2 separate regions of the Mus musculus genome follow, and region 1 is linked to region 2. Evidence: chromatin loops called from intact Hi-C (ENCODE). Cell type or tissue: left cerebral cortex. All regions are shown on one strand.

Region 1 (5,000 bases), 300 kb after region 2:
TCTCTTCTGAAATGTTCAGAGTTAAATAAAATGCCAAGTTAACTAGCGCTGACAGTGGAAGAAAGCACCCCATGATTTGGAACTTTGCGTCTGAGCTCTGGAGCCACCTGAGGAGTCTTGGGCAAAGTCAACTCTCTGAGACTCAGGTTCTGAATCTCTACTGGGCAAAGGAAATGCAAGGGTTAAAGCATCTCTGCGGGATCTCTGAGACAAGTGTAAAAGAGCACAGCACACAGTATGGCATCCCAAATGCGGTAGCTTTTAGTATCCAGCTTTTCAGAAACACTGCTGAAGAGGTCTGGTGTGCTTAAGCTGACTCATCCTCCGGACATGGAATAGGAAACGGGGATCTGGAGTTCCCACCTAGCCTTCACTACAAATGTCCCTTCCGTCATCCACTATCAGAAAAAAAGATTCTCTTGTGCTCTGTTAAACATGTGACCAACATTACTCCATTCCACTCTCCTCCACTTTAACACTCCTACACACTTCCTGGAAGCCTTATGAGATGCAGTTCTAGGCTGCAGCACTACCCTCTTTAAAACACGTCCAACACAACACCCATCTCTCCTGAATTCTCTTTAGAGAGCACTTGTGCTAACAAGGAAATGGAGCCACTGTCACTGCTAACACGACATCTCATTACCACCAAACCTGCCCTGTAAAAGTCTGGCATTCAGTGTGCAGCTTTACACTACACTACTGATCAGAATATCGCTGGTCAGAAAGCATGAGTGAGGAAGGCCTCTGCTACTCTCAAACTCCGATCTCCGATGCTTGCAGTCTCACTTCTGTTTCTATTGTTAATAATTGATATTGTTATCTAAAGAATCAGAGCCAGGCATGGAGAGATGGCGTGGTGGTTAAAAATGTTTATTCCTCTTGCAGAAGTTTGGTTCCCAGCACCCGTCCTTGTTAGGTTTGCAATTGACTATTACTCTACCCTCAGATTCCCATCAGAACCCTCTCATGCATATATCCACAAGTACATTCATACACACACACACACAGACACACACAGACACACACACTACAAATAAATCTTATACAAACGAACAAACAAACAGGGACAAAGTCCTTATGGTACGGGGGGGGGGGGGGGGGGGGGGGGGGAAGGAGCCTGAACTACACAGAGAATTTAACACAAGGCTGGGCTACAGAGATCTTGTCTCCAAACAAACAAACAAAAGCTCAAGAACAGGATTACAAGTTTTCAAATCAAATAGCCAACATCTTGCTTTGCTTTAGAGACTCATAATACCCTCTGAAACTAGAACAGAAAGAAGTTGTGGAAGTGGATTGCTGCCTTGGGTCTCTTCTTAAAGCGCAACAGACACTTGGCACATTGCAGGGAGACATAACGGCTAAAATGGAGGTCAAAGAAGTGCTTAGAGTAAGTAAACACATACTGTGTGTGCACACACACAATCGGAAACAGGTGATGTTGCCTTACAATGACACACTGAAATAAAAGCTTATTTCTTTATACAAGTCTGTGTGTCTATGCCACAGATGGCAAGCAAGGGTCAGAAGACAACTCCTGGGAACTGGTTCTCTGTCATTTCACCTTATTGGTTCTGGGCTTGGCCACAGGCTTGGCCTCAGGTGCTCTTACCTGTCAGCTTGCTGGCCTCACCTTATCTCTTAACCTAGTCTTTTTTTTTTTTTTTTTTTTAATGTGAAGGAGGTACGCTTTCTATTACAAAGCTGGAATGGGAGGAAAACTTATCATGTGCACAGCCTGGAAAAGTCCCAGCTTCGCCAGAAACCTGCAACGCTCTAGTAACAATCATGTCTTCACAACTGGGTTCCAGGTGTGGGATAAGATCAAAGAGCAGAAAAACAAGATTGTGATTTCTCCCATACCTTATCACACAAAAGGGTGAGAGACTGGTGATTTCCGAAACTCTATTCCCCTCAAGGGCTAACAATAGGATTTAAAGTAGACTTTAAGCAGAAGTAATGCTATCTAAAATATTTTTCAAACGTTGTCAGTGTCTTTCCCCTCCAAGTCTCAAACTATCTCAACTCACTTGTAACAGAAATGTTTAACTAAAATTCGGGATTCTGATAATCTACTGTAGAAGTAACGCAGATGTAATTCATTCAAACACAAAAAACCAACCAAACAAAAAAACTCAAAACAAACAACTCATGATAGTAAACTAACAAAATCTTTCAGTGTTTTTCCCAAAGAAGAGAAAAGGAAGGAGGAAAGAAGGAAGACACGGAAAGATAGACAGACAAGGTAGGAAGAAAGAAAGGAGAAGAGAATTCAGCTGTAAAGCCCGAAAGAACGTACAGGGATTTCAGCGACATAAACTTAGCAGCCCTGCAAGAACAGTCAACTCGCTGCAAGGCAAACAGTCACCAGGTAACGGAGAGAGCGGACACAGACCCGGAAATGACTCTGAACTGCAAAAACAGCCAAGGGAATCCGAGAGACCAAGTCTCTGAGCACAGAGAGCAGGGTAGAGGAGGGGTCCGGCCCGGGGGTTCTCAGGCCAACAGGGAACGATGCTCTTCCCGGAAGCGCGCGCCCCGACCACCCCGACGGCGGCGGCGTCCACCTTCTCTGTTGACACGGTGTGGGAGCCCACCCGAGTTCTGCCTGACGACGCCTGGCCGCGCAGCAAGACCCCCACCTCCCAGCTCCGCCGCTGTCACCTCCTCGGTCTCCGTCTCCGCCTCCGGGTCTGCTCCCGCGACGGCCGCCTCGGCCGCCACCTCCCCGGAAGGTCTTCACACGCCGGACCCTGCGCGCCACTTCCGCCTAGGCGTCTCTGTGCGCGTGCGCCGGCGCGCGGCTCCGCCCCTTCGCCCTCCCCACCCCCTCGGCTGTTTCTACCTCTCCACCCTGCTCCTGCGTGCTCTGAGCAAGGGTCCTGTCCATCTCGTGGCTTCTGCGACCCAGTTGACTTCACATCCGCGATCGTGAGCCGGGGCGTGTGAAGGATGCCAAGGTTTAGAGTGCTCGAGCCGGATCTCAGCAGCCTGAGGTTCCCTTTCCCCAGCCTCCACCTTTTGATTCAAAGGGATGAAGTTGCTTCTCAACTACTTTCCTGTCCCAGTTCTCCGGACTCACTCCTACCCTTCTGGCCAAGGTGGACTGAAGAAACAGGAAGCCTGCGTCACATGCCCTTACAGTGATGATGGTTTGTAATTGGCCAGAAATGAACCAGGATTGTGTTGACATGCCACTCACTGCTTGAAATGTAAATCCCTGGCTTGGAGTCTGACAAATGTTATAAAATCTCTGATATTTGATCGCCAAATATCATAAATTATTCCACATTGAGAGCTACACTTACAGTTACTGAGATACAATGAAGAAAATGCCAAGATGGGCTTGGCGATAAGGATTATTACGATTACCTTAACCGGAATAGTATTCAAGAGTCTGCTTTGAAAAGGGGTGAATAGTGTCAACAGAAACGTTACAATCCGGTCAGATGTGTGTAAGTTTTAAAATTTCACAAGAATTAGGCATTGGGAAGCATTTATGCCTTAGGAGAGAATCTCTGAAGTGGTGAGGGAAAAGGTCCAGCTAGACATTTTAAAAATACCAGCCTTGCTAAGCCAGTTTTGTATGAAAGTTGAAACTTTAAAAAAAGGGGAGGAAAGAAAAAATCCTAAAGAGAATAACAAAGCCCATTTAGACATTTAGAGATGTCATTCTATGGCTCAACAATAGCAAATAGTAGCAGTAAAACAACTGTCAGCCAAGAAGGAACATTATTTATCAAACACCTGTTGAATGTGCCTATGTGTAGGGTCATATGCATAATTTATAAGTAGCTTATATGGACTTCCAGCCCTTAAGGAGTTATAGGACATAGGTGAGAAGGTAAATGGTAATATAAATCTGGAATACAAGAGGGGTTAAGGTCCACCCACTCTTGCTTAGGCAATCACAATAGCCTAGCTGGCTTCTATTATCTTTTACTTCCTTACAGCCTAATTCTGCCCAAGAGCAGGATTTGATGCTGCTTTGCTCTCAATGCTTTAATGGCTTTTACCATCTCATTGAAACCTAAAACCCTCTCCGTGGTTTGCAACTTGTTCTTGATGGGTCATATCCAAACAACACTTTAGAATTCATCTAACCCCCGTCAGGCACGACATGCCTCACTTTGCTTTGCTTTTCCTATTCCTTTGGTGTGGCACATTGCCCTCAGATATGTCCACTGGGAATGAAAACCAAGCATTTACCAACTGTTACCGTGGAATTAGGGATGAGGTGAGTGAGAGAGTAAGCAGGTAAGAGCAGCCCTGTTTGCCAATAGGAGCAAGGAAGACTGCAGTTATGGCCAGCCACAAAGCTAGATCCGAAACAGGGTTACCATTGCCTGTGGACTCATGAGGAATGCATACTCTTAATGTGAAGACAAGAAGCGCAGTCTCAGCATGTTGATAGCTTTTGACTAACCACAGAACAAACAGAAGAACCAAGGAACTATTCCCACAAAAGATAACCTCATGCCCAAACTCTATCCTTGAGAGGGAAACAGATCCCGTGACTCTTGATGAAAAACATTGTATTGCCACTGAGAAACACTGTATTTCAGTTTAGTGGTCATCTCCCAGCACACTTGAAGCCATTTGCACAAGGAGTTACTCTGTAGAAAGTAAATTACCAAGTCGCCAAGGGCCATTGTGCATAAATGCTGAGTGGATAGTGATGTTGAAGACTCAAAATGGAGGCCTAGTGGTGAAAGGCATGCTGTCCATAATCTATCTCACAAGGGCATCCCCAAAGTATGTAAAGTCCTTCAGAGAATGAGTATTTAACAACAGACAAGGTCTTCTCTGATCTGTGCTGTTGATGCAAGGAAGGGGCTGCTGGAAGCTCTTGAAAAAAAGTCTACTTTTTAGGGTCCAAAGTGGGAAATTAGATACTAATTGCACATACAAGGAAACTGAGATTTCATTACTAGACAGACTTGAAAAATGTTCAGAAGGTGTTCTCTTCTCCTGACAACTTTTTGACCAACCTGCGC
Region 2 (5,000 bases):
TGCATGCTTGTAACCCTAGTGTTGAGGAGGCAGACAGGTACACCCCAGAGCTCACTGGCCAACCTCTCTGGCCATCAGTGAGCTCTGGGTTTACTAAAGAACTAGTCTCAACCAAACAAGGTGGGGAAAGCACAGACCCCTGAGGTTGGCCCCTGACCCCCATCTGCATGTGTATGCACACACACACACACACACACGCACGCACACACACACAGGCACACACACACACACACACACAAACCATGCTCTTGTTAATTTTTTTACAACATAAAAGATTTCGATTTATTGGGTTTTGATACATACATATACACTATCTGTATATAAATATAGTATATAAAAATATATACACACATAATACATATATGTACAAGTATGTATATATTTTAAACACTTTGGGAAATGGCGAAGAAGGCCACCAAATGAAGACCCTGAGGGAAGGCCTTCTGCTTCCTGTGTCCTGCAGCACAGCCTGAAGAGACAGTCAAGATACCTTCAGCAGAGTCTGGGTGTCTTCTTTACTGGAGTGTCCATCTACTCGAGTGACCCTGAACTCTAACCACTGCTGAACCATTGCCTTTTCTTCTGCAGTGCTCCCCAGCAAGTGCTCCTTACTGGCCTGCTTGACTAGATGGGTGGCGATGGTACTCAATCCCATTAGACTCGGGCCATTGTTTGTCTGTAGAACTGGAATCTTAAAAAGAAAAAGAAATTCTTCAGGAAACAAAAACAGAGACCACCGTGATTGTAAACTGGAAGTAAGCACAAAAATCCTCTCATGATAGTAAATTATATATAATGAAAGCTAGGACAGCAGTAGTCATAGGGTCTGGTCTGTAACTTAACAGCATGCTGGGTGACGTAACTTAACAGCATGCTGGGTGACGTAGCTTGCAGTAACACCTACAAAAACTGACAAACATTACGCAGTAATCCACGACTGCTCAGTATTCAATGAGGAAAATCAGAAACCACAATACTTTATTTGGGGGATAAAATCCAAGCCTTGCACTGTGCCACATCCCTTGCCCTAGAACAGTTTACTTCTTACTTAAGCCAAGTCTCCAGAGGTCTGAGGAGACTATGTGTAGAGGTCTGAGGAGACTATGTGTAGAGGTCTGAGGAGACTATGTGTAGAGGTCTGAGGAGACTATGTGTAGAGGTCTGAGGAGACTATATGTAGAGGTCTGAGGAGACTATGTGTAGAGGTCTGAGGAGACTATGTGTAGAGGTCTGAGGAGACTATGTGTAGAGGTCTGAGGAGACTATGTGTAGAGGTCTGAGGAGACTATGTGTAGAGGTCTGAGGAGACTATGTGTAGAGGTCTGAGGAGACTATGTGTAGCAGTGGCTCAGCACCTGGCTTGTCTCTTATACCAATACTCTTTACTCATCTCTAAAACTACCACCACAGGGGAGTGGCCAGGCTGAGACACTTGTACCAGCAACCAGATATTTCCAGCTGTAAGCAATGTTTATCACCTCTTCATGCGATCAGACTTACTCAGGTCACTCAAAATGACAAGGACTGATCTACACGGTGAGTTCCAGGACAGCCAGAGCTACTTAGTGAGACCTTGTCTCCAAAACCAAACCAAACCTAGGACCACCAAACAAAACCCAAACCACCCAACCAAATCTGGGGAGAAAAGAGATGGCTGGGAGGTTAGGAGCACTAGCTGCTCTTCCAGAGGACCTGGGTTCAAGTCTCAGCACCCACATGGCAGTTCTTAACGATTTATATAACACTGAAATGTTGTATATAGGTGTATATATAATCTAACACGCACAATTCTTAATGCATGTTTAATTATCAGAAACATTATTTTCATAACAATTCTGGGATTCCGTAGCCTTCAAAGCAATCACGTTTGGCAGGGTTGGGGGTGGGTTGTTGTTGGTGGTGGTGGTGGTGGTGAGGGGGCAGGTTCTGAGTCCTTAGCCCAGGCTGGCCGAGAACTCTTGGTGATCCACCTTTCTCAGCTCCCCAAGTCCTGATGTGAGCTACTTCTAGCGGGTGGATAAGTAGTAGTTTCCTCATGTACTGATGTACCATAATCTAATGGACCTTGCTCCTACAGTTGGATCCTTAGACTGTTCCTTGTCATTATTATTGGGAATCTCGCTGAGCACATCGTAACTGCTGGTGTACTGTGGTTAGTTTTCAACTAAGGAAACACGGTGATTTCATCTCTAGTCTTTGGTCTGTACTCACAGAAAACCAGAAACTTTCAACTGGGACTCACTGTGAAACGTTTCCATTACACAAGGCACTAAAACCCAACTCTGAACTTCAAACTGAACTTGGTCTAAGACTGAACTTGGGTTTATTCTGTATTGCACTACTCTGTTTTGGGTGGCTTACTGGACCCAAACTTACATAGTAATTCACTGGTTTTCTACATCCTTCCAAGTCTAATCTCTTGAACACCAGCTTCTCACTGAAGCTTAAATCCCACCTCCTCTGTGGCACTGTGCCACTGTCCTCAATGTATTCCTCCCCTGTCGCTTGTCCTATTGGGCCCTTAATTGCTGGTGACTGTCCCTCATGCCTTGAAAGCAAGACTGTCTCTCATGTCTCGGCAAAGCCAAAAAAGAGGGTGTGCAAAGGAAACTGGGCTGAGGACAGAGCACATCACCTCTGGGGAGGATGGCCTTCGCAGCCTACGGCAGGCAAGTCATTTAACCTTTCCAGGTGCCACATTAAGTTACTGTGAACCCCACAATACCGCTACGATTTAGACATTAAAGGAAAAAACAAAACAAAACAAAACCTTTGGGCCCAAACAGGAACAAGCCATCTAGATCTGGAATCCCGTTCAAGGCACACTCTATGGTTTCCCACTACCATTCTTCCTCTAGTACCATCTTTCTACGGCAAATGATGAGTTACAAAGGACTCACTTTCTACACCCTAAGAAATCAGGATTCTTCTATCTCACCAAGCATTCCACTGCCCCACACCCGGAATCTTCCTCAATTCTCTGCACAATGCACATCCAAGCGGGTGTGTCGCCAGAATGAGCAGGGTCCTATTCCGTGTTCCCTCCGCCAGGCGGCTTCCAGGAATCTGTACCGCTCGCCCGGCCAGCCGCTGGAAAGGCGGTCGCTGAATGAAAGGACCAGGCACGGCTAACGGCCGCCTACAGGGATCTGAACCCCTGACTCTGCCCAGGCCTCCGCGAACTGGCTTTCTGCTCCCCGAGGGGAGGACGGTGACATTTGCCTGGAGGTCCAGACCGAGCCACGCGGCCCGCCCCGCACGCACGTGGGGAGCGGAGTCCATTCCGATGCCCCGGCCGGGTCGCGTAGGCTCCGGGTCACCCCGCCGCCCTGCTGCTTTCCTACCGCTGCGCCTCACCTGCCGCTCGCCCTGAGCACTGTACTTATTCCCCGGCTTCAGTCCCAGACTCTTCTCCAGCAGCCTCAACTCCGCGGCCGCCGCCATCTTCTGGCCCAGCTCCTAGGGAGGCGGGGCCTGCACAGCTAGGACCTTGATTGAGCAGGAAGTCCGGCCCCACAGATGTCTCCCACGATTGGCTGGGAGGACGGCAAGCGCGCCTGCGCGAAAGGGGCGGAGTCAGCTCAAGGCAGGGGGCGGTTCGTAATTAAGGGCGGGGCCAACCACATTCGGAGTCCGGTGGATTGCTCACAGTAGGCAGAGGAGAGCACGGAGTGTAGACAGTTTCACAGAAGAATGTATCCGAATCTTAGTTTTGTTTTCTGAGACAGGGTTTCTCTGTATAGCCCTGACTAACCTGGAACTCACTCTGTAGACCAGGCTAGCCTCGAACTCAGAAATTCGCCTGCCTCTGCCTCCCAAATGCTGGGATTAAAGGCATGCACCACCACTGCCTGGCTGAATGTATCCGAATCTTAAAGATTGAATCATTCATTACAATGCTTATAAAACTATTGTAGATCAGAAGAATAATTTAGATTATTTGTTTTATAAATATAAAGCATTGATTCCCAAACTCGTCAAATAGTTCTCCAAATAAGAAAATTATAGAACAATCTTAAATTAAAATAAGGATAAGGGCCAGTGACCTAGCAAGGGAACTTGAGATCTGTGGTTGTTTGAACGAAAATAAGCCCCCAACCGGGCGTGGTGGTGCACGCCTTTAATCCCAGCACTCGGGAGGCAGAGGCAGGGGCAGGCAGATTTCTGAGTTCGAGGCCAGCCTGGTCTACAAAGTGAGTTCCAGGACAGCCAGGGATACACAGAGAATCCCTGTCTCGAACCCCTCCTCTCCCCCCCCCCCAAAAGAAAGAAAATGAGCCTCCATATGCTCACCGGGAGTGTCACTATTGGCGTGACCTCGTTGGAGTAGGTGTGGCCTTGTTAGAGAAAATGTGGCAGTGGGGGTGGGCTTTGAGGTTTCAGATCCTAGTGGCATTCTTTTTTTTTTTTTTTCCTTGCCTCCTGCTGATCCAGATATAAAACTCTTGGCTCCTTCAGCATCATGTCTGCCTGCCTGGGGCCATGAGACTCACTGTAATGATAATGGACTAAATTTCTGAACCCGTAAGGCAGCCCTAACTAAATGTTTTTCTTTATAAAAGTTAATAGTAACTCATGGTGTCTCTTTACAACAATAGAAACTCTAACTGAGACAAGTTGAATCCTTATGTGGTGGTTTGAATAAAAATGGTGATTATAGGCAAATGAACAGTGACCAAGACAGAAGCTGGTACCAGGAACCAAGATGTTGCTGTGACAGGCTTGATTATTCTGTTTGTTGGGGTGTAGTCTCCCCTCCCCCAGCCTGAAACCTGCTTGTTCAGGGGTGGAGCTTCCTGCTCATTCGTTCTGCCACGCCCACTGCTAGAACCTGCGGAGGTGCACCTTTCTACTGGACCAGAGATTATTCGTCGGGAGTTGGGTCCCCTCCCCCTTCCTTTATAACTAGTGTCGCAACAATAAAATTTGAGCTTTGATCAGAATGAATTTGTCTTAGCTCCGTTTCTTCTTTCGCCCCGTCTAGATTCCTCTCTTACAGC

The links. A loop is a pair of places that touch in the nucleus more often than their neighbours do. Peaks named below come from ENCODE experiments on the same cell type or tissue, not always from the same donor. Only the 100,000 strongest peaks of a DNase experiment are listed, where the experiment ranks them.
Region 1: it touches region 2 in a loop (4-fold over the local background); 4 of 42 quality-filtered maps call a loop at or near these places.

Annotation. Positions count from the first base shown.
Region 1 is chr13:38,957,765-38,962,764 of GRCm38, forward strand. Slc35b3 (solute carrier family 35, member B3) reads right to left here and starts at 2,773. Exons shown (of 10, transcript NM_134060.4): 1 at 2,668-2,773. 5033403F01Rik (RIKEN cDNA 5033403F01 gene) reads left to right here and starts at 2,855. Exons shown (of 3, transcript NR_131019.1): 1 at 2,855-3,458. In left cerebral cortex, no CTCF peak of the experiment used is centred here; DNase peaks (open chromatin) are centred at 438 and 2,807; H3K4me3 peaks cover 2,413 bases; H3K27ac peaks cover 1,188 bases.
Region 2 is chr13:38,655,550-38,660,549 of GRCm38, forward strand. It overlaps Eef1e1 (eukaryotic translation elongation factor 1 epsilon 1), which reads right to left and starts at 3,479. Exons shown (of 4, transcript NM_025380.2): 1 at 3,358-3,479; 2 at 491-691. The coding sequence starts at 3,444. In left cerebral cortex, a CTCF peak has its summit at 3,042; DNase peaks (open chromatin) are centred at 3,092 and 3,535; H3K4me3 peaks cover 1,565 bases; H3K27ac peaks cover 508 bases.